3 separate regions of the Mus musculus genome follow, and all the other regions are linked to region 2. A link is a loop called in an ENCODE intact Hi-C map of the cell type or tissue named here. Cell type or tissue: heart. All regions are shown on one strand.

Evidence for each region. Hi-C counts contacts between places; a loop is a spot of excess contacts. Peaks named below come from ENCODE experiments on the same cell type or tissue, not always from the same donor. Only the 100,000 strongest peaks of a DNase experiment are listed, where the experiment ranks them.
Region 1: it touches region 2 in a loop (2.7-fold over the local background); 4 of 42 quality-filtered maps call a loop at or near these places.
Region 3: a loop joins it to region 2, with 9 times the contacts of the local background. A loop is called at or near these places in 3 of 42 quality-filtered maps.

The regions. Positions count from the first base shown.
Region 1 is chr8:88,357,542-88,365,541 of GRCm38, forward strand. It overlaps Brd7 (bromodomain containing 7), which reads right to left and starts at 4,631. Exons shown (of 17, transcript NM_012047.3): 1 at 4,365-4,631; 2 at 3,961-4,169; 3 at 359-488; 4 at 1-53. The coding sequence starts at 4,413. In heart, CTCF peaks have their summits at 631 (motif pointing left), 2,661 (motif pointing left) and 4,705 (motif pointing left); DNase peaks (open chromatin) are centred at 4,430, 4,660 and 5,520; H3K4me3 peaks cover 3,143 bases; H3K27ac peaks cover 2,072 bases.
Region 2 is chr8:88,196,128-88,204,127 of GRCm38, forward strand. Tent4b (terminal nucleotidyltransferase 4B) reads left to right here and starts at 3,755. Exons shown (of 12, transcript NM_001372333.1): 1 at 3,755-4,375. The coding sequence starts at 3,777. In heart, no CTCF peak of the experiment used is centred here; DNase peaks (open chromatin) are centred at 1,404, 3,024, 4,094 and 4,774; H3K4me3 peaks cover 3,401 bases; H3K27ac peaks cover 3,179 bases.
Region 3 is chr8:88,113,788-88,121,787 of GRCm38, forward strand. Cnep1r1 (CTD nuclear envelope phosphatase 1 regulatory subunit 1) reads left to right here and starts at 4,972. Exons shown (of 6, transcript NM_029074.3): 1 at 4,972-5,082; 2 at 5,993-6,064. The coding sequence starts at 5,058. Gm2716 (predicted gene 2716) reads right to left here and starts at 4,820. Exons shown (of 8, transcript NR_151771.1): 1 at 4,579-4,820. In heart, CTCF peaks have their summits at 4,779 and 4,980; a DNase peak (open chromatin) is centred at 4,894; H3K4me3 peaks cover 1,985 bases; H3K27ac peaks cover 1,064 bases.

The DNA of each region.
Region 1 (8,000 bases), 160 kb after region 2:
CAATTGTCTCATGAGCTGATTCAAAGCTTCCTGAAGGGGTGTCTGTTCTACTTCTAAAGCAAACAGGAAACATGTGTCAAAAAAAGGGCATAATCTAGCACTTCAGTTTTCCATTTATATAACTCATCTATTCTTACTAAATACTTCACTCAGGAATTCAATTTATCACACAAGTGTTGAAGGCTGAGAATACCAACTCAACACCAAAGCTAACTTAAGAGCTCTCATGCAGCAGGAGAAATAAGAGAACTTATAATAAACTCATTACAAGTCTTTAAGTTGTGAGTCAAGCTAATGCTCAGGCCCTTTCTCCCCCTCCTCCTCCTCACTCAGACAGACAGCTCGGAGTAATCCCAACCTTCTTGTTTGGCTAACGAGCTTGTAAGAGGCTTCTCAGGAGGTAAGTCTAATCTTATAGGGACATGACACTGGAGATCTCTGTCCACCTCATTCTCTGCACGGTCTCGATCCCGCTTCTTTTTATCCTCCTAAATAGAACAAAGGGAAGCAACTTAGAAATATTTCATAATCAACATTTTTAAATACATATCATTTTAGTTTCAAAGGAGAAAAATAATCACTGAAAAGAATAAATTCTAAATTAAGAAAACGTAATGTATTTTGCTGCCATCTACTGGATAAAGTGAACATGTTCATCAAGGAAAATAAGCGTATTTCCTTATGACAGAAATAACTGATTAGAAAAATAATACTATTCACAAACACAATATTCTTCAAGCAAACCTAAAAGAGTCCCTTCTAGGGAAAATCATAAAATATTAGTGAGCCAATAAATAGCAGAAAACCTGAACAAGGAGATATACTTGTTAGTTCTCTCCACAGCCATCAAATTCCAAGTAACACCACTCAGAACTGTAAAGCCGTTCTCCACAAAATCTGAAAAACCAATTATTCCCTTTTTCCTGAGGAGTGAATGACTAAAAACACAACAGTTTTGAAGAAGGTCACAGTGAGACAAGGAGAATGGAAAAGCATTTGCCCAACAGCAGAAAGGATGGCAAAGGCCTGATCTCCAGTGCCACAGTCACAGAAACAAGCAAGGAAGCCAAAGCTATAAATGACAGTAAACCTTAACAGCACTAAACATCTTCATAGTGTGACCGTGAGACAGCGTGGACACAGGGACAGACAAGCAGGACAGACAGACAGACAATAAATCTAGACACCGGCCACACACAGAAACTCCCAGGAAAGTAAATGTACAAAGCAAAACCTGGGACCTTCAGATAAAGAATTCTGAGACTCAGGAGTAGGAGTTTTCCCCATAAATTTGACTTAAAGATGTATGTATGTACGTATGTATGTATGTATGTATGTATGTGCCTAGGTATGTGCATGGACACCACATGGATGCAGTGCACTGAAGGCCAGAAGAGGGCATCAGAAATCCTGGAACTGGAGTTAGAGGCGGTTGTGAGCTGCATGCGATGAGGGCTGGGAACAGAGCACAGGTCCCTTTGAAGAGCAAGTGCCTCTTAACAGCTCTCCAGTCCAAATCTGAAATTTTATTTATAAACTCGGTGCTGCAATGAAACCAGTAAAGCTAAACTACATGCTGGGATGAAGAATGTGAGACACAAACACTCATGAAAGGGAGACCAGCAGTAGATAAATGTTTACAAATCCATGTAAAGACGAAAAAGACATCACAGAGAGGATGTGAAACCTAGCACAGGCTCCCAAACTCAGGACTGATGAGCTTCAAAACTAAAGGGCAGGGCTAGAGAGGTCCAGCAGCAATTAAGAGGACTGGCTGCTCTCCTAGAGGACCTGGGTTTGATTCACAGAGTGGCTCACAACTCCAGAACCATAGGATTTAAGGCCTTCTTTTCACTTCTAATGGGCACCAGGCATTCAGTGGCATACGGATGTACACACAGCAAAACACCCATCCACATTAAAAAATAAAATAAAGATTTGAAAGATAAGTCTCTCTAATGGGCAAAATTTAAATGTATGAACAAGTTGCTATAAAAATGTGGAGTAATAAGACACTGATGCTTTCTAGACCTGTGCTTCTCAACCTTCCAGTGACCCCAGCACAGTTCCTCATACTGTGCTGACCCCAGCCACTGAAATTATTTTGTTGCTACTTCGTAACTGTAACTTTGCTGTTACTGCTAGGTGACCTCTGTGAAAGGGTCACTCTACCCCAAAAGGGGTTGAGACCACAGGCTGGGGACCAGGTGGCTGGCTGGTCAGGAACCCCAGAGTTACTGACCTAAAGGTACAAAGTAGAGCCTGAGAACAGACTGCCAAGCAGTGACCACCAAAGCAACACCCACGTGACCTGGAAACTTTTAAGATGTACATTCTTGAGCTCAGAAGATAAAGTTGAGTTCTCTCCTAAACAACACAAAAAACTAAGACAGAGAATAAAAACATTAGAGGGAAGAAAGTGATCAGAGAGGTACTCCAGTCACTAAACACCTGAGTTGAAAGCACAGCATCTACTGTAAAGTGACGATGCAGGAGAGAGGCAATCCCAAAGTTCCAAGAAAGCAAATGCTGGTCACAGGCTAAATCAGGGCGCTGACCAGCAGCCAGAAAAGACATAAAGTCTGCTGAATTGGTGCCTACATTGGACAGCTTACAGCTGCCTGTAACTCCAGCTCTAAGGAATTTGACACCCCCTTCTGGGCTCCACAAGTACCTACATGCACTTAACCCCATGTCCTAAATTTTAAAATTCTGAGAGAAAATATCTTTCAATTTAAATTTCTGTTCTGACTCAAACTCTGTATCTGTATGAGAAGTCTACCCAAGGGCAAGGATTTTTAAATATGAAAAGCATACCAAAATCTACCTGTTCAAAGTTTTTCTTAGGCTTCTCAGCCAGCGATGGTGGCCCACATGCATAATCCCAGCAAAAGGAAAACCAGAATGACGGACATACACTGAGTTCTAGGCCAGCTGCATACCTGATGCCCAAATACCCACGAATATAATCAAGACAAGCCTTGTCGAACTCATAGGTAAAACAATTTACATGTTCACTTTCAAAACTCTCAGTTAAAACAAAGACTCATGCCTGTGTGCTTTTGTAATTTAGGAAATGAAAATATAAGCCAGCCTGACCCAAGACTGTGACTATTGCCATAGTCAAGCTAAAGGTCATAAAATTCTGGGCAAAAAAGAATAAATTTAAAACATTCCTCCCCCCCCCCCCAATAATTTAAGACATTTTAAAGAGACAATCTCTAAGGCTTGGCCACTCATCAATGACTGTATAAAGCAAAGAAAAACTCTAAAACTAAGCCTCAGAAAGGATGACTTTCAAAAAGTACTAACGCATTTTAGTAAGCACTTGAGGGCAGGCAGCTAACATTTTGGAAGGGCAGAATTCTAGGGCAATTCCAGATATGGGTGGACTCACCTTTGAGAAGAAAGTTAACCCGCACTATTCAACCTACCTGGCAAATCAAGACATTAGCTACTTACTCTTTTCTAGTTAATGAAAACGGTTGCTTATTTTGTATTAAGCAGCACAGGTTGGCCGCAGTCTCCTGCGCGCTGAGATCACAGGCACGTGCCATCACGCCGCGCCAGCTCCATTTGTCATTAAAATAACTTATTTCAGGAGAACACTTGGGACACCTGTAGATCGCCTTCACTTCTGAAGAACAGCTACGTTTGACAAACCTCCCAGGCTTTCCGGTGAGTGACTTCTCACCCTTCCAAGACAATTATAAAAAAAACAGCCTTTGAAGGAGTCACGGAAGACCAGGACTCGGCTGCTTACAGGATGTGTGGGGACAGCACGGGTGCTCGAGAGGACACTTGGGACAAGACTTGCTGAGCGCCCAGGTGACCCAGGCTTCTGGTCTGTCTCACTCCTCCACAAAGCCAGACTTCCCAGACGTCTGGGTGTCGCACTGGAACAGGCTAAGGAGGCTGGGAACTGGAGCCCGGGGCCATAAGCAACAAAGCCCCCTTTACCTTGACTCTTCTCCGTTTTCTCCCCTTCTCTTCCCCCGGAGCCTGCTTCTCGCCTTTCTTCCTCTTTTTCCGTTTTCTGTCCTTGTGTTTGTCATGGTCGCTTCTGTCTTCGAAGAGGCTGGAGTCGTGCCCGGAGCTGCCCGTGGAGAGCTCGGTGACCTCGCTCCCCCCGACTTTGAGGACCAGCTTCAGGGGCTTCTCCACGTACTCTGAAACAAGAGCAGGACGCGGGGCTGAGCCGGGGCCGGCCGAGGGCGGGCGCCCCACCTCCCAGCGCCCCACGAACCCCCGCCGGGACCGGCAGGCCCGAGTCGAACGCCGCCCCGCCGGGGGCGATCTCCGCGGGTCGGGGCCTTGCGGGCAGGGGACGGCGCGGCTCCGCAGGCAGGCCAGCCGCTCCTCACCCTCGTAGAAGTGGCGGTCCGACTTGTGCTTCTTGTGCTTCTTGCCCATGTCCGACCGGGCCCCAGAGCCCGCCCCCCGCGCCAGGCCCAGGCCGTGCGGCGCCGCTTCCGGTCCGGGCCAGGCGAGCGGAGGGCGGGAGCGGGGCCCGCGAGAGCCCGCGCCGCGAGGCAGGGGGACGGCACGCGCCCGGCGGCGCGAGGTCCCTCACGAGAAAAAAAAAAAACCACGCGCGGGACGCGACCGAAGCGCGACACCAGTGGCGAGAGGGCGAGAGGCCGGCAAACCAGCGGGAAAGAGAGGCCGCCGAGCGGACGGGATGCGGTCTGCGGCGCGTGGCGGCCCCTGGCGGCCGGAGGCGGCGCTGCAGCCTGTGGTGGAGGGCGGGGCTGCGGCTGGGGGGCGGGCTCAGAGGCGGGGCCTGTCTTGACTTTCTTTTTCCATCCCCGACGCTCTTCCCTGCTTTCCTGAATCCTTTTAACTTTCCTTGGCTTTTGTTTCTTGTCTTTAGCAATATTATTGAACTCCATCTGTACAGGATCGGGCAGACCCAAGAATATGGGTCCTGCCAAGCCTAACGATCTCCGTTCGCTCTCCAGGTTCCACATGAAGGAGAGAATCGACTCCTGAAAGTTGTCCTCTAATGTTTACATTTATATATATTCTTGCACAAATAAATAAATGCATACAGAAAAAAACCAAAACAAAACAAAAACAAAGGCTTGTTCATGATAGAATAAAGCCTCCAAGATGTTAACTAAATGAAACGCACCAAGTGTGCAGCAGTGTTGTTCAAAAGTGAGACCGGAAGTGAAGGTGTGGTCTGGATTCAAAGGCTGGAAACAGTACTGCTTACTTTATTTCAGGTGACCAGGACGGTATAGGGGTGGATTCTTTTACTTTTATGCTTTTCTTTGTGGTTTAAAAAACAATTTATATGCTAAAGTAACTGGAAAGAAAAGGAAGCTAAGGGTCTAGAAATTAGCTAGAACTTGCCTCCGAAAAGGTGGTGGGGTTGCAGCTATTGGCTCCCCAGGGAGGCACAGGCTGCCTGCTGTTTTGTCTGCTTCTCACCCCCATCAGTGCCGTTCCTGTTCTCTTATCTCTGGATGCCCAGCCCTTCTGGGCAGTGGCTCACTGACAATTTTGTCTACTGGCACTTACCCAGATGGGCCACGTTAAGATCTGCTTGTGCTGGGTGTGATGGTGCATGCATGCATGGCTGTGCTGGCCTATCCCGGCCCTCAGGTTGAGGCAGGAGGACTGAATCCCAGACTAGCCAGGGCTACATAGTAACATGCTATCTAAAAATAGAGCTCACTGTTGCATGTGCAGAGATGTCTAGGGAAATAAAGTGCACGCTCTCTCTCTCTCTCTCTGTGTGTGTGTGTGTGAGACAACTTTACAAAATAGCAAGAGCAGGTAATATTCATATTCCCATTTTATAGAGGAGGAAATGGATGCCCAAAGAAATAAGATAGGGGTCAGATGTAGAATCAGTATTCAAATCCAGGCTTGAACTGGAGTCACAATCCTTTTCATTAGTTAGTACACACAGTGCAAAGTGTCTTTACTGCACTTTTAGCCTTCTAGTGGCCTATACATTTTATAAAAATCTCATTTTTTCCTCAAGAAAGAATCTAACCGATCCTTTCTACTGTACTCAGAAGTGGACTTGAGAGTGGAGAGAAGATGCAGGAGTTAAGAACACTTGCTGCTCTTCCAGAAGACCTGGGTTCGGTTCCCAGTACTTACCCCCATCCACCAGCTCACAGCACCTGTAATTCCAATTTCAGGGTGTCTCCTGGCTCTTTAGGCACCTGTGTTCATTTAGTGCACATAGATCCATGCAGCCACACGCACACACATAAATTAAAACAACAACAACAACAAAAACCAACAACAAGTTGGACTCTTGGATGGCTTTTTCCTGGAAGGTTTGTTGTTTATCTTTGTGTGTGGTATGCTAGGTGTGTAAACCCCTGTAGGGAACCTCGAAGTCAGCTCAAGACACTCCAAGGCCAAATTCTCAGCACAAAGATTTACTTGCTTTAGAGGTACAAAGGTCAGGGACTGAGAGACAAAGACAGGAGATAGAGGACACGGAGAAGGGGACAGGAACAAGGGAGAGGAGTAAGGGGTATTTGCCCTTGACAAAGGACTGCCTCTGGATACAAAGGAGACAGACAGTGCTCTTAGGTAAAAGGAGAAAACTGTGTGTTAAGATGAGGTGTTTAATTTTGATTGTGCATGTTAATTAGGTGAGCCAAAGGGGGCTTTTGATGGCTGGACTTCAATACTTTGATAGCTGGACCTTGGTAGGCAATCTCAGGAGGAGGAATTAGCCAAACAAGGGAATAGACCTTGGTGGCTAGCTTTATATATTTAATCTAATGGTTTTGAGCAAGGTAGAGGGAATGGGGAGAAGGACAGGGCCTGTTAGAGCCATGCTTGCCACACTCGAGCTGGCCAGAGTCCCTTTACCGCCACATTTTAGGTAGTGCCGAGCTACCCCTAGACCTGTAGCTTAGCCTTGAATTCCAGTGTTGAGATGATAGGATGATATTTTAGGACCCTGCCATTTGCAAGTGATAGGAAACTGAATTTGAGCTGGGCATAAGGCTCTCATGTTTAATCCAGTACTTGGGAGGCAGGGGCAGGGGAAGGCAGAGGCAGAGGCAGAGGCAGAGGCAGAGGCAGAGGCAGAGGCAGAGGCAGAGGCAGAGGCAGAGGCAGAGGCAGAGGCAGAGGCAGAGGCAGAGGCAGAGGCAGAGGCAGAGGCAGAGGCAGAGGCAGAGGCAGAGGCAGAGGCAGAGGCAGAGGCAGAGGCAGAGGCAGAGGCAGAGGATCTTTGCGAGTTTGAGACCAGCTTGGCTTACAAAGAGTTCCAGGCCAGTCAGGGCTGTTGCCCTGTCTCGATAAACCAAGAGGAGGAGGAGGAAGTGGAAGAGGAGGGAAATGTGGGGGAGGAGGAAGAGGAAGAAGAGGAGGCAGAGGAGGAGAAGGAACAAGAAGAAAAAGAGAGAGAGAGAGAGAGAGAGAGAGAGAGAGAGAGAGAGAGAGAGAAAGGAAGGAAGGAAGAAAGAAAGGAAGGAAGGAAGGAAGAAAGACAGACTCAATGTGAATTATTTCAAGTCAATAAAAAGGAGATTTACCAGTTTACTTGTCTCAAAGGGGAGAGTGGTAAACAAGAATTTGGTGCTATTGGTCCCTACCACACCTTCTCAAGCTTCTATCCACTCCTACCCCATATAGTTGGAAACATGACCACCAGCTGTCGCTAGGATTTTTATGTGTCCTGACAGCGGGGGGGGGGGGGGGAAGGTCTCAGCTTCACCCGGAAAAATCTCAGTGGATGATGTTGGTTGGCTCACTTGAGACATCTAATTTGTAGGTGATTTGGTCCAGCCTGGGTACCAGGTGACCAAAAGGAAGAAAATCTGGGACTGGGCCCGGGAAAATGAGGCTCCTCTAGTAAAGGTAGCTACGTTTTCACAGAAGCCAACTTTGACTCTGTTGCCTTTGTGCTACAACCTCTTTGTGAGGTTGAAGACTCAGGCTGTGTGGGCAAAGGAACTCTGCTGTAGTGAATTCAAGTCCCCAGGACCCTCTAAAGCAGGGGGTCTCAGCCTTCCCAA
Region 2 (8,000 bases):
TGTTCCAGCAGGAGCAACTAGGCACAGAGAGGGACTCTCTTTTCCCTTAGCTTATTATTTTTTTCCTATTCAGGCACTCAGTCGATGGCTGGTGAGACTGGGTGAGGTCTACTCACACTGCTCATCTCATTCACAGTCCCTGTCAGCCAGAGAGGAGTAATTTAATCATATACCGCCATAGATTTAGTCATAATGACAATTATTATGGGCCAGGTGGTGGCGGCACATGCCTTTAATCCCAGCACTCGGGAGGCAGAGGCAGGAGGATTTCTGAGTTCGAGGCCAGCCTGGTCTACAAAGTGAGTTCCAGGACAGCCAGAGCTAGACAGAGAAACCCTGTCTCGAAAAACCAAAAAAAAAAAAAAAAAAAAAAAAAAAAAGAAAAGAAAAGAAAAAGAGACAGAGCCTCTGACCAGGGCCTGGTGCCAAGAAGCCTAGGTTGACCTTGCTGTGCCTTATACAGGTTTTTTCTTTTCTTTTCTTTTCCTTTCTTTTCTTTCTTTTTTCTTTCTTTTTTCTTTCTTTCTTTCTTTCTTTCTTTCTTTCTTTCTTTCTTTCTTTTTTTTTTTTTTTCGAGACAGGGTTTCTCTGTATAGTCCTGGCTGTCCTGGAACTCACTTTGTAGACCAGGCTGGCCTTGAACTCAGATCCACCTGCCTCTGCCTGTTGAGTGTTAGGATTAAAGAAGTGTGCCTCTACTGCCTGACTATTCCTTTTTTTGTTTTGTTTTGTTTTGTTTTGTTTTGTTTTGCTTTGTTTTGTTTTAATGTGGGTGTTTAAGTCTTCATGCTTACATGGGAGGCACTTTACCTAACAAGCTATCTCTGGGTCAGATGATTTTTTTAAGGAATCTTTGAGAATATATACTCTAAGTGTCTATGCCACACATTCAATATTTAATTAAATCACTTTATTATTTTGTACACAAATCAGATTTCTACCTCAGGACCTTTGGACTTACTACTCCATCAAAGAAATCATTCTGTAAATGATCACGGCTTCGTCTCTTACCTAAGTCCTTCCTCAAATAACACTACCTCAGAGCAGCCTTCCCTGCTTAGCTCATCTAAAAATAGGATTCCTTTAGCCTGCTTTTTCCCCTTAGCACTGACCAGAGTGGGATTATATGCTTGCTTCACTCACTGGACACAAGGTCCATGAAGGCATGGACCTTATCAACATTGTTCTTTGCTGTATCCTCAGAACCTGGTATATAATTGCCTCTTGACATATTTGTTGAATTAATTGAATGGATTGAGTTTGAATATTTACCTCTCTTTGCCTCCTCATTCAGGCAGTAAATTCACGGAAAGCTGCCAAATACCCTGGTTGATTAACTTCTCTAAGGTCACTTTAACTTAGCTCTGTGTGGAGGATAGATAGCTCAGGATCTGCTGACAGCTTGAAGGAGTGGCTAAGTTACAGGCAGGACTGGGCCGACTGGGCAGGGTTGGGCAGCCAGCATTCCTTGCTGCTGCATGATATCCCTGAGGGTGGTAGCTCACCCACATTTGATTTGATTTTATTTTTGTTTTTGATTTTTGGGTTTTTTTTTTTTGTTTGTTTGGGGGGGGACGGGACAACAGGGTTTCTCTGTATAGCCCTGGCTGTCCTGGAAATCACTCTGTAGACCAGGCTGGCTTTGAACTCAGAAATCTGCTTGTCTCTGCCTCCCAAATGCTGGGACTAAAGGCATGCGCTACCATGCCCGGCTTACATTTGAATTTATAAAGTACTTTTACAATTTTTTATTTTTATGTACATTAGAGTTTTGCTTGCATGTAAGTCTGTGTTGTGTGTCAGATCCCCTGGAACTGGACAGTTGTGAGTTGCCATGTGAGTGCCGGGATTTGAACTTGGGTCCCCTGGAAGAGCAGCCAGTACTCTTAGAGGCTTTAAAGGTTGAGCCATCTCCAGCTCCTATAAAGTGCTCTTGTATATCATCTTATTTGATCATTTTTGCTAGCCTCTAGTAGTTCTTCACATTTGCTGAAAGAAAAAAAAATAGCTCACATACAACAAATAACTTTTGTTAAGGTACTATTGTAATGGAAAAAAAATTAAATATACAAAAATGTAAAAAAATACCAATGGCAGTGACTTATAACATGACATTTGCAGAAAAGTGCAAAATAACTGAATGTCTTGTATTTTGACATGTATTGTACAGAGACTTGGGGAAGAAATGGAAACATTTAATAGTGTGTCTTCACTTTCATGTGTGTGTGTGTGTGTGTGTGTGTGTGTGTGTCCCCGTCCGGAAAAGGAGGGCTTGAGTCTCAAGTTGTTATGTAGCTATGGATGGCCATGAATCGGAGATTCTCCTTTCCTGCTGAGGGTCTGGCACCAACCTCAGGGCATTTCGTGTGCTAAGCAAGCACTCTAATAGAGTTACAATTAGCTCAGCCAGTGGTCATTGTATTCTTTTTTTTTTTTTCCCCCTAAGAAAAAACGTAGAGCAATGATTCATTCTGTGACAAACAGATTTTTAATCCTTTGCAAAATAAGTAAATAAACAAAACCAATCACCACCACCCCAAACTTTCCAGGATATTGAACTGGGCACAGAGCCAAAACTCAAGTGTCAGTCAGGGACTCGGTTCTGGAATTTGCAGCGAGCTTGAAGCATGCGCACAGTAAGTGTTCTAGTCTTCTGGATAATGTTAATTACTGACAACCACCCCCTGCCCCCTTTTTGGTTATTTTTCGCGCCAGAAGAAAGCTACACAAATGGGCATTCTATGAAAAACGATCATTAACCGCAACGGTAGTGTGATTTTAGGTTTAAAAGGCTTCGAGTATTCTTAGTTATGAAAGTTGAGGGGCTTTGAGCTCGTAAGTGCACCTTGGAACAGCCGCGCTGTGTGGCCCTCCAGCCGGGCAGCGGTGCCAGCACTCGCGACCCAGAGGCCGCTGAGACCGCTCCGGAACCGAGATGCGCGTGCAGCCGCGTGCTAACCCGGCCCTTGAGCGGAAGCCCGCCCTTCTCGTGCTCGCGCGGCGCGCGGCCAGGAGCCCCGGGGCCGCGCCGGGACCGAGGGGCGGAGCCGGCGGTCCGGAGCGGGGTGGGCGGCGCAAACCAGTCACTTTCCGCGGAGTCGGCAGCCGCCTCGTGTGCCTCGGCGGCGCTTGAGCGGCAACAGAGTCCTGCGGCGGCGCGCGCGTCCGAGGTGCCCGGAGGCCCAGGTACGTGCGACCCCAGCTAAGCTAGCGCGGGACGGTTGACCAGGCGGTTGCGGCCCCGCTGCCTGCAGCCTGCCGCGGCCTCTGTGACGCGCGGTGCGGCCTCGGGGAACCCGCGGACGGCTGGCAGCAGGGACGGGGCGGGGCGAGCGCGGCGGCGGGGCAGGCGGAGCGGAGCGAGGGGCGGAGCCGGCGGAGGCCCCGCCCCGGGGCCGAGCAGCACGGACGCTACGGAGCAGGCGCGTCCCGCTGCCGCCGCCGCTGCCGCCGCCGCCGCCGCTGCTGCTGCCGCCGCCGCCACCACCGCCGCCGCCGCTCGCCCTTCTCGGGATCCGCCGCCGCCATTTGCACGGGAACCCCGGTGACAGGGGCTCGGCGGAGGGGCGGAGGGAGGGGGGAGGGCCTGCGAGCCCCGAGGGCGGGAGCGACGCCGCCGGCGCCGGCCAGGCTCCCTGCGCTACCGCGCCGCCCGTGGCGGAACCCGGGTGGCAGCGGCGGCGGCGGCCGAGGGCGGGCGTGCGCCTGAGGCAGCGGCGGCGGCGGCGGCCCTGCGGGCGGCCGGGAGGGGCGGGGGCAGCGGCCGCCGCCGTTTGATGGATCCGAGGATCGCCTGGTTCCAGCCAGAGCAGCTCGGACCGTCCAATAGTCTGTGGATGCAGATCTGGGAGACGACCCAGGGGCTGAGGAACCTCTACTTCAACCACCACTGTCACAGCAGCGGCGCGAGCAGCGCGAGCGGCGGGAGCGGCAGCGGCCCCGGCAGCCCCGGCGGCACGGCCCCGGCCCCGGCCGGCATGTTCCGCTCGGGGGAGCGCCCACTGGGCGGCCTCGCCGTGCCCGCGGAGCAGCGGGACTTCCTGCCCCTGGAGACGACCAACAACAACAACAATCACCACCAGCCGGCGGCCTGGGCACGGCGGGCATCGGCGGGCCCCTCGGCGTCGCCGGTCCCATCGGCTCCCTCGTCCCCGCGACCGGCGGCCGCACTCCCCGCCTCCGAGTCTACCGACCCGGCCTCGGGCAGCAGCAACAAGAGGAAACGTGACAACAAGGCCAGCACCTACGGACTCAACTACAGCCTGCTGCAGCCCAGCGGAGGGCGCGCGGCCGGAGGCGGACGGGCGGACGGCGGCGGGGGCGTGTACAGCGGGACCCCGTGGAAGCGACGGAACTACAACCAGGGAGTCGTGGGGTGAGTGCTGGCGTCGTGGCCTGCGTCTTGGAGGGTCGGCACACCCGCACAGCGGGGAACACGCCCACAGGCGGGAGGGGGGGATGATGGGTGGGGGATGGGGAGCCCCAGTGGGGCCTCCAGAGCATCGGTGGCCATTCATTCCTTCATAGCTTGACCAGTCTCGGTGGACCTTTCTTTGGAATTCCTTTGGAAAAAGTGGAGCTATCCTCTCCTTTTCGTAGTCATCTCTACCTTCCTCCTCTCCTAACTGTCCACACCTTCCCGATGCATTCTTGCTTGTCCTTCTCCTGGATCTTTCTATGCTCTAGAATTCAGCCTGCCCTCTGATCCCTTTCTGTCCTCCACACCTTGCTCCCCACCACCACACCCCAAGATGAAGCCCCTTAGCATCGGGCTAGTTAACTTCCTGAGAACGTTTCTGCCTTAGCGTCTTTAGATGTTAGGACCAGGAGGTGCTCTTCTTGCCAAGAATAGAAACATCCAGAATGCTCCTTCCCCTCCCCCAGTCCACGACGAAAATCTCCTCAGCCCTGAAAGACACTGCCTGCTCTTGATCCTTTGGCCCATCTTTTATATTTACTTAAGGAAAAAAAAAAAAAAAGCCAGTGTTTGCCATGTCTGTCGTGAGCAGAAAGCACTGAGTGACAGCTAGCTTGAAGTTGTCATAGATGGTGAGCTTTTCTGAGCCCTGACAGAACTTTGCAGGAGTTCATGGTCGGCAGCTTCTCACTGTGAGGTTGTCACTGTGGCAGAGGTAGCAGTGGTTTTCATTTAGGGGTGCTGGTGTTAGTGTGTGAATGTTGCACCACCGGTGACTTTGTGTTTAAAGTTCAGCTCTTACAAAATGGAATCTTACCTGAGCCCTAGTGAATTATGTACATAAGCTGGGAATGTTTCCAGCCTGCTTTTCCTTTGGGAAGAGCCCCTGTGTTGGCTGGATTAGGTTACTGAGTCTTTTCTTCTCGTTCTTTTTTTTTCCCTTTTCATAAACTTATGCTTTTGGATTTTGGTGTAGTGTGTGTGTGAGAAGTGTAGAGTGTGGTTTGTGTAGCTCCAGTATGGAAAACCAGCTCTGAAGGTTTTTGAGGGCAGTTTCTCGTTTTCAGGTACTGATCTGTAGTTAGGCCTCAGGAAATCAATCAGTAATCCCGTGTGAACTTTCTTAGACTCACCCAGTCAGCTCTGCCCTGGTTTTGGCAAGGAGAGATAGTTGTGTGTACCTTTTTGAAGGTTTGGTAAAATGAGTTGGTGGGTTCCATCTGCTGTAGTGGGCTGGTGTCTGCTCAGTACACTACTATTACAACTCCCACCTTTTATGGAAAAATGCAGTCATGTGGTTCAGGAGTGATGCTGGGGAATGCCTCATAGCTGCCCTCGTTTTCCAGAGGAGATCCTTCCTGGCTCAGGCATTTTTGCCAGCTTCAAGGGCGCTCTCCATGGTCATCACCTTACATTAAAGATTTGTGGTTCCATCCTGTTAGCCTTCCCATGGCAAACATAAACCTGTGGTTTAGTGGCAACAACTTAATGCTGAGGGTTCTGGTGGTCTTGTCTTCCTCGAGTGAGCTCTGCTTAGGTAATCACTGTCAAATAATACCTGGAAGGTCCCTAGCTGCATTTCACTGATGCCTCTGGTCTGTTTCTAGAAAAGATATGCTATAAATCCAAAGTGCTGGCTGCCCCTTAATCCTGAAAAAGTTCCCACGCAGAAGCTTCGGATACTGCCTTGCCCTCAGAAGGATCAGGGAGGAATGTTCACTTCCCTGAGGGATTACTGCTTAAAAACTGATTGTAAACTTGCTAAGCGGCTTATCACTCCATCAGACTTGTATTCTTACCCTGAAGAAGACGGCAGCAGTTAGGAGTGGCCCTCCTAGTGTGAGAGATGCAGTGAATAGTTCCTAAGGTTTGTTAAGAGACTCTGGGTTTTCAGTGATTCCATTCCTTTCCGATCTTCGTGGTCCAGTTTCTTAGCTTTTAAGGGAGTTTAGTTATTAAAATTTTCATTTACTTATTGTGTGTGTGTGTATATGCATGTGTTCACATGCATGTGTGCACATATGTGCCAAAGTAAGCGAGTGGAAGTAACAGGACAGCATATTGGGAGTTGGCATTCTTCTTCAGGGTCTTGTAGATTGAACTCAGTTCACCAGTGCTTGATGGCAAACAGCTTTTTCTGATGAGCCATCTTGCCAGCCTAGTTTTGCTTTTTTTTGTTTTTGTTTTTGTTTTTGTTTTTGTTTTTGTTTTTAAGAGACAGGGTTTCTCTGTGTAGCCCTGGCTGTCCTGGAACTCACTGACTGGCCTTGAACTCAGAAATCTGCCTGCCTCTGCCTCCCCAAGAGCTGGGATTAAAGGTGTGCGCCACCACCGCCTGACAGTTTTGCTATTTTAGTTACAGGTATTTAAACAGTAGGACTTCTGAGTGTACCTCAGTATGGTGCTATTCATTATGTGACAGAACTTTCCCTGGGGAGACATAACATACATGTCTACTCACTTTAGATAGGGAACTCAAAACAGACTTAAGTGTGAATACCATAAAAGCCAAAACTTGGTGAAATCTGACTTTTTGGGGGGTTACTTAAAGGAATATGGGTGAAAGGTTACTTAAAGGAGCCAGAAATGACTCAGACATCTGCATCACCAAAGCCTATCCAGCTCTCAAAGCTAGGGACCTGGAGCACATGGCACAGACCGCAGGCAGCTAAATAGGTAGACAGTGTCCTTTCTAGGTGCCTCAGTTTGTCTAAAACTCCTCCAGGTTTTTTCTGCTTCCAGGTATCCAGCTGGTCCCTGAGTTGTCATTGCAGCTGAGCTCTGCTCTTCTGAGTGGGTCTCTCAGCTTTGTTTGTTTGTTTGTTTGTTTGTTTACTTTTGCATGGAGTGGCACAGTGAATCTGGTTAGTTTCAGGGATATCCAAGCTGTTTTGAGTTGTTTACCTCCCTGTTTAAGGAGCTTCTTTGTAGAATAAAGATTTCAGTCTCAGAATACAGCACTGTTCAGAGGTCCAGCACTGTTCGGACATTAAATGTAGTGTGACTCTTAGCAGTATCTCCCACGTCCTGAGGTTTAACTGGTACCCTGCTGGTAGAAGAACAAATTCTCGTGCCTGCATTCTTGAGTGGACTCTCCAGGTAGGGACTCAGGACATGGCAGTAGAACTCTGTCCTTTATGCCTTTGGGCTAGTGGCTGACAAACTCCTGAGTTTTCATTAAGAGTTTGAAGCCAACTCTTAAAGGTGTCCAGGCTCTTGAGTCTTTTGGTTTCCCCTAACATGCTTCATGTTCTTGCAAGTGCAAGATCCTGTTTAACCCTCTTTATGTACGTATCCCCTTGTATTCACTGGATAGACACTCTCAGTAGCCCAGTGGGGCATCACTTGTATGGTACCTTAGGTTTCATCTCTAGTAATCCCACAAAAGGGGAAAAAGGTGGAAGAGGAGGAGGAGGAGGAAGATGAAGAAGAAAGGAAGGAAGGAAAGAAACAAATATTTGGATTTCATCCTAAAGTCTCTCTCTCTCTCTCTCTCCCTCTCTCTCTCTTTTTTAAATGAAATTACTCTGGATTTAGTTACTGTCTCTCAACCTTTGCCCCCTGAAGCCGTAAACCCAAGTCT
Region 3 (8,000 bases), 82 kb before region 2:
GTTGGTCTGGTGCTGCTATGCATTCGAGTGCTAAATACTGGTCCCCAAGATCTGGTTGCCTCCAACAAGGAAATGCTCACATACACCAGCTTTTGTTGTGTGAATCTTGTCCTCCAAGTTAATTGGTCTATGAAAGGCTAAGCCCTGTGGTTGGGCAATAGAGGTAGGAGAGTGTTTGGGAACTGGCTTTAATGCTTTGTCTTAATTCGGCCCCCAAATTGGGAATCTGAGTGTCCAAACATCGAAGATCCCTGTCCCCATTGGTTTTTGATTGATTAATACAGAGCCAATGGCCAATGGCTGGGCAGGATGAAAGAGGCGGGACTTCTGGGTTCCCTTGGGGAAGAAAGGAGAAAGAGAGGGTCCACCATGAGAGGGGGCAGGCCATATGGATGCAGGAAAGGAACAGGAGGGAGTAACAGTTGAAATGTAGGTACAAGAAGGAAAGTGGTTCCTGGAAGGGCTGCCTAGTAATGTCTTGGCAGCAGAGATAGGGGGCCACCCAGAAGGAGCCAGGGCAACAAAGATAAAATACAGATTTATGAGGTATTAATTCAGGAATGCTGGAGGGGAGTGTTTGCTGGCTGTGGGGAGTTTTAGAAGTGACCAACCATTGAGCTAGTCAAGGTATATCAAAACTAAGCTGGTGCAAATCCAGAGGGCTCTGGCCGGTGGCTGGGAGCATAGAGCTGATTAAGGAATTCCACGCAACAGGAGGGTTTCCGGTTACCTGGCTGAGGGTGCCAGGTAGAGACAAGGAGGGAAGAAAGAACACAGAAGAGAAGAAAAAGCCACCTTGAGAGGAGATGGACCACACAGCCAAAAGAAACAGCAAGTGACCAGGAATGTAAGTTAGAGTAGTTACCAAATGCCCAATCTAGGCTTCCAGCTTGTAAGTAAAGTACCCGAAGGATTGTGTGTCTTCTATATGGGCTGACTAGAATTTATAATTTCCTTTCCATGTGTTGTCACATGTGTTTCTTGATGATAGCCACCATTCTGACTGGAGTGAAATAGAATTCCAAATTAGTTCTAATTTGTATTTCCCTGCTGGGTAAGAACATGGAACCATATTTTCAACTACTTACTGGCCACTTGCATTTCTTCCTCAGAGTGGCCTTCGAGCTCCACAGCTCTGCAGACAGCTTTAGCACTCACTGAAAGTTTGTGAGTCTTCACCTGGACCGGGGTGGGTTTTTCAGCAATGTGGCTGCTGCTTTGAGCCATCCTTACTCCTAGAAGGGTCCCTCACTTGCACTTCTGTTAGTAATCCCAATAAAAGACCCTTTGGTACCAAGTTGGACAATCATTACTTTGCTCTGATGTGAGTTTCCTTTCTTGGGTGACTAGAAATATGTCACTGGAGCGTTCTCTACCTTACTACTAACTTCTTGCTTAATAATATGATTTCATAATAACTCTAATACATTTCTATCTTTAGGTCTACTAGAAAACACCCCTGACTATGTACCAATGATGAAGGTAACCTTATTTGAGAAGGAATGTACCAGGGCCACCATACAGCCATTGTACCATACATCCATTGTACAAAAAGGCCTTTGTTGTGGAATGATTCTATTTGTTGAATCTAAAATTTTTGTCTTTTAGGGAGTCTTCTAAGCTTTTTATCACTCTAGTCTTGGTTCTTCCCAGGAAAGATCTGCCACACAGTAAATACATTCCTCCAATTCCTCATTTTCTCACAGATTTTATCATAAAGTGATCTGAACTTTCCTGTATCAATTGAAATGATCCTATTGATTTCTTTCTGATTTTTTTTCTGTATTTTTTTTTTTTGAAACAGGATCTCACATACCAAAGCTGGCCTCACATTGTCTATATAGTTGAAGATATCATTAAACTCCAGATTCTCCTGCATCCACCAAGTGCTGTGATCAAACATGTGCACCATCATGACTAACTTGAACATGTTTTGTTTTTTTTTTTTTTCTGTCCTGAATAAGATTTATGTGCCAACTTACACTTACTGACTTGACTATTGTACGTCAGAGTATCGCTGCATCTCTGGAATGAAACCAACTTGGTGTCTTGAATTTGGTTTGCCAGGATCTTACTGAGAATTGTCATGCCTGAATTCATTAAGGAAACAGCTCTATCATTTTCTTCTTTGTCATGTCCTTATATGTCGGGTATTATGGTAATGCCGGCCCTGTAGGGTGCGTTTGGGAGGGTTCTTTCCATTCCTGCGTTATGGAGCATGCACTTGGGTATCGTGGCTCTACAGAATGTGGCTGGGAGGCTTCCTTTCATTCCTGGCTCATGAAACCGTTTGAGGAGCTTCGTTCGTTGTTAGATCTTCTTTAAAGGTTCGGTACAATTTGGCCGTGAACTCCTGTGGTCACGGCCTTTTCCATGCAGGGAGACTTTTGATTACTGCTTCCATCTCCTTGCTTGTTATGGATCTATTTAAATTATTTGTATGGTTTTAATTTTTGTAGATTATAAGTGTCTAGGAATTTATCCACTTCTAGTTGTTCCAGGAGTTTTTTAGAATATAAGTTTTTAAACCACTTGTGTGCCTGGTACCTTTCAAGGACAGAAGACGGCATTAGACGCCTGGATTTGGAGTTACAGACACTTATTAGCCGCCATGTGAGTGCTGGGAATTGAACCTGGGTCCTTTGCAAGAACAGCCAGTGAGGGGTGGGGAGGAGGTATGGGATGTGCAAAAGTCGGATAGCAGGGGGTTGGGGGACAGATCTGGACCAGTCTGATCTATAGAGCAAGATTCTAGACAGCCAAGGCTACACAGAGAAACCCTGTCTTGAAGAAAAAACAAAAACCAAAAAGACAGAGTTCACTGTGTAGTCTTGCTAGCCTGGAGCTCCCTGGGTAAATCTGCCTGCCTCTGCCTCCTGAGTGCTGGGACTTAACGTTTGTACCACCACACTCAGCTGCCTCTGTTCTTAAAAGAAATGGCGCCGGGTGGTGGTGGCGCACGCCTTTAATTACTTTAAGCACTTGGGAGGCAGAGGCAGGTGGATTTCTGAGTTCCAGGACAGCCAGGGCTACACAGAGAAACCCTGTCTCAAAAAAAAAAAAAAAAAAAAAAAAAAAAGTAATGGCTATGGGCAAGGGTGTAGTGTAGCATTCCTTTAATCCCAGCAAAGGCAAGAAAATCTCTGTGAACTCAAAACCTACCTGGTCAACATAGAGAGTTACAAAACAGCCAGGAATATGTCTGACCCTGGCTCAAAACATCAAGATGTCATCATCTAATAAGTATATTTTATAACTCATAGGTTTTGATCCATAACATTAAAAATTCATCTCGAAGCTGGGCATGATGGTACCATGCTTTTAATCCCAGCACTGCAGGTAGGTCTCTGAGTTCTAGGCTAGCTTACTCTACAAAGTGAGTTCCAGGACAGTCAAGGTTGCTATACAGAGAAACCTTGTTTGGAAAAAAACATAACACACACACACACACACACACACACACACATCTTTAAGTCAGGCTTGGCAACTCACACCTGAATACTTGAAAGGCTTAAGCAGGAGGACTGCAAGTTTGAAGCCAGAATGGACCTTTGTAGCAAGTTCATGACCAGCTTAATCTACAGAGAAAAACTCCATCTCTAAAACAAACAAGTCATCGTAAAAGTTTAAATGAGATAATGCATGTAAAGGGTTTGGACCAGAGAAGGCTCCTTAATGGGAAAGTTTAGAAAGTGCTACTAGGGTAGAGGAGTCTATAAAACAAAGGAGTCAGGAGCTGATAAGTGAGTTAGGGCAAAGGTTGATTAGTAAAACACACAATGTATCAATTTTGGGAACATGGCGGTGTTGCTCAAAGACCTTCTCAGCCCTGATCTGTGTGGCTGGATCCTTTCCGTCTTCTTGGGCCTCTCAGCTCAAACTTCCTTGCAACACTTCTGGACCTCCTTCCTCCTGTCTTTAATATTGGTTGCTTTTTCCATAGAGCTACTGTTATCTGAAATCAGTTGCCTACTTTTATGTTTATTGCTCCCTGAAACCTTTCACTGTGAGGAATGCAATCTTATCTACCGTGGTCATAAATATAATGTAATATGGGACAAATACAATGCGTAGCATGTCATGCAATAAATACCTCTTGAATGAATCAATGACCACCAGGAAATAAACAGAAATAACAGGTCATTTTAATCAAATGTTAATTTTGCTAACCCTGTACATATTTTTGTTATACTTACAAAGACATACTTTGTGCATTCTTTTTTTGTTTTGTTTTGTTTTTTGTTGTTGTTTTTTGGTTTTTGTTTTTGTTTTTTTGGTTTTTTTTTTTTTGTTTGTTTGTTTTTCGAGACAGGGTTTCTCTTAGCCCTGGCTGTCCTGGAACTCACTCTGTAGACCAGGCTAGCTTCGAACTCAGAAATCCACCTGCCTCTGCCTCCCAAGTGCTGGGATTAAAGGTATGCGCCACCACCGCCCGGCACTTTGTGCATTCTTTATGACTATATTGGACGACATGAGGAGAAAATAACCAAGAAAGAAATCCTTCCTTAAGGAATTGGATATCTAAAGAAGAGAAATCAAAATCAAGGAAATCTGCTTGGGGGCGCTTCTAGTACTTACTGCTGAACATATCTCAGTTTCTCTTTAGTTCCTTGAGGGCAGGGATAGATTGGTGGTCTCTCCTTAGCAACCAAAATACTGCCCAGAAGTTAGTGGGCGCTCAATCATTGTTTTAAGAACTAAGAAAGCAACCAAGCTTAAAAATAAAGTATGCTTGGACAGAATTCAGTTCCTCCCCGAGGCAGGAGGCGGCGCCATGGCTATATCAGCCTAGCTGCTCGCTATTCTCGGCCCTTCCAGTTGAACATCTAGCGCTGGGTTCCCGAAGGCGTTTGCTGAAATTAGCCAATAGAAAACTAGTTTAGTTGAGGGGTCTGGATGAGCTACCCAATAAACTCAACGTTTCTAGAAAATGGGCGGTGCCAAACGGAGGGGCTGAAGGGAGCGGTTAGAGGTGGGAGTTGGCGCTGTCGGCGGGGCGGGGAGGGCGGGCTGCGATGAGGACCGGGCCGTGGCGGTGACCGGAGCTGCCGCCCGACATGAACTCGCTGGAACAAGCGGAAGGTAGAGTGTGTCTTCCGCCGGGTCCCGTCCCGAGGCTGAGGAGGTCGCGAGGGCGGCGTGGCGGGGACGCGGGGCGCACGGCCGCCGAGGGGTGCCGCCTTCCCCCCCCGCAGGGGCTCGGGGGCCCCCCCGTCTCAGTGACGAGCCCTTGCGAGTTATAGAGTGCGAATTCATTTTCTGTTTGACAACCTAACGAACCGTAACCCTAATTTCTTCCTTGGCTTCTGTAATTGCCGGAATTTAGATGTACTCTTGGCCTTTCAAAGTTTTGTTTTATTTTGATTTTTTAAAAAACACCTCTGTGGGAATAACACCCTACTTCATTCAGAGGTACGCTCTGCCACAGCACAAGGCGTAGGCGCTGCTGCTGGCCGGACGTTCACCGGCGACCCATTCCTAGGAGGATAAGGGAGTATGTTTGTACAGCCCGTTATCTGTGTATGGAAGTCTAGTAAGCCCATACTACATAGCCATCAATTAATGATAAGAGCTAGGGCCGGAATCGGATAATTGCAGTCAATTAGACCTCATGGATTTTGATGTTTCAACAGGAAGTTCTTGGTTCCACAGAATTAGAATTAAGCTGGAGTTTGGTCCATTTATTTGTAAACACCCTCCACCGCACCCCCCAGTTTTAGCTTTTGACTCTTGGCTGAAGTTGCTGCTGGTCTTCCAGCATACCAGTTTTCAAGCTTCTAAAAGTAGACCAACTGGTTTCCAGAAATTGGGATGAACGAAAAATGATGTTTTTGTTGTGTACTTAAAATTGTTATTATATAAGCAAACGGTGCGTGACACAAGTAATTTGATGTGCAAGACCTGTTGGAGTTTGTCGATCTAAAATTTCATTTTATCAAATTTCATTTCGGACTAGAAAGAGCAGATAGAGAACTGAATTCTCTTTACCTAGATCTCAAGGCTTTCGAAAGAAGACTTACTGAATATATTCATTGCTTGCAACCTGCCACTGGACGTTGGAGAAGTAAGTTGCTGAATGCTTTCTAAGGGAAAATAAAGTGTGGTTGATAGCTTTATTCCTAAGTAGGAACGACTCCCTTTCTTTAAAACTTTTGACTAGTAAATCCTTGTTTTACTAAGCTATAAGATTTCTGAGTTTAGACAACTTTTTTTGTTTTTGTTTTTGTTTTTTGTTGTTGTTGTTGTTGTTGTTTTTCCAGACAGGGTTTCTCTGTATAGCCCTGGCTGTCCTGGAACTCGCTCTGTAGACCAGGCTGGCCTCGAACTCAGAAATCCACCTGCCTCTGCCTCTGCCTCCTGAGTGCTGGGATTAAAGGCGTGAGCCACCAAGCCTGGCTAGACAACTTTTAAATGTATTACTTAGTGCTGTTGACAACGTATTACACAGAAGTACTTAAGAAAATTATGAGCTGGCAAGATAGCTCTGGTGTATGCCGTTCAAGCCTATATCCCTCAGTTGCATCTTCAGAAGCCATTTAAAGGGGAAGGAGAGGGCAGACTCCACAAACTTCTCTTCTGACCTTCACATTTGTGCTGTGCTATGACATGCATGCCTATATATACCATGCAGCTACACACACACACTAAATAATTTTTTAAAGAAAAAGGAAATTATAACTGGCTACCCTAAAAGGAGAGACTATTTTATATGGTTGAATTGTTATTTTTTATGAAAATACATATTTTTTAATTTTAAGTGCATGCCTGTTGCCTGCAGAGTCCAGAAGAGGGTACCTTATATCCTGCAACAGGAGTTGCTAGTGATTATAAGCTATTGTGTGGGTGCTGGGGACTGAACCCAGGTTCTCTGCAAGAACAAGTGCTCTTAACTTTTGAGCTATCTCTCCAACCCCACCTCCAATAATATTTTTTTTTTATTTTATGTATGGGTGTTTTGCCTGCACATATGTTTGTATACTACATATGTGCAGTCCCCAAAAGATTCTCTAGGACTGGAGTTATAGAGGGTTGTAAGTTGTCATGTGGGTGCTGGGAATTGAACATGGGACTTGTAGAAGAGCAGCCGGTTGAGCCATTTCTCCAGCCTTAAGAGACATATTTTTAATTAAAAGTTGTAACTTTCAGCTGGGTGGTGGTGGCACACGCCTTTAATCCCAGCACCACCCGGCTGAAAGATTTCTGAGTTTGAGGCCAGCCTGGTCTACAGAGTGAGTTTCAGGACAACCAAGGCTATACAGAGAAGCCCTGTCTCGAAAAATAAAAATAAATAAATAAATAAATAAATAAATAAAAATAAAAAAACAAACAAACCAAAAAACCAAAACCAAAAAAAAAAAAGTTGTAACTTTCTTTTTTTATTTTTTGGTTTTTCAAGACAGGGTTTCTCAGTATAGCTCTGGCTGTCCTGGAGCTCACTTTGTAGACCAGGCTGGCCTCGAACTCAGAAATCCGCCTGCCTCTGCCTCCCAAGTGCTGGGATTAAAGGCGTGCGACACCACGCCCGGCTGTAACTTTCATTAAAAACATGATAAAAATTTTAGTACTGTGTGAATCACTCTAGATTCAGTGAGCTATTCTGTTTCATAAATTAAGTTATACATTGACTTTTGGCTGTGCGCACACATGCACAGTGTAAATACATACATGAACATGTACACACACACATAAGAAACTCCCTAAGCAACACACAATTTGCCTACAAGCTATCGAAATACAATTTTGTTAAGAAAACTCATATTTTGGAGCTGAAGTGGTGGCTTGGTGGTTCAAAGTGCATACTGATCTTATAGAGGACAGTGTTCGGGTCCCAGCATTTACATCAGCCACCTGTAATTCCAGCTCCAGGCTATCTGACACCATCTTTTAGATTCTGCAGACATGTACACAAACCCCTATGAACACACACATACAAATATACATAATTTAAAATAATAAATCTTTTTGGGGGCTCAGTGGTTAAGAGTACTGACTGCTCTTCC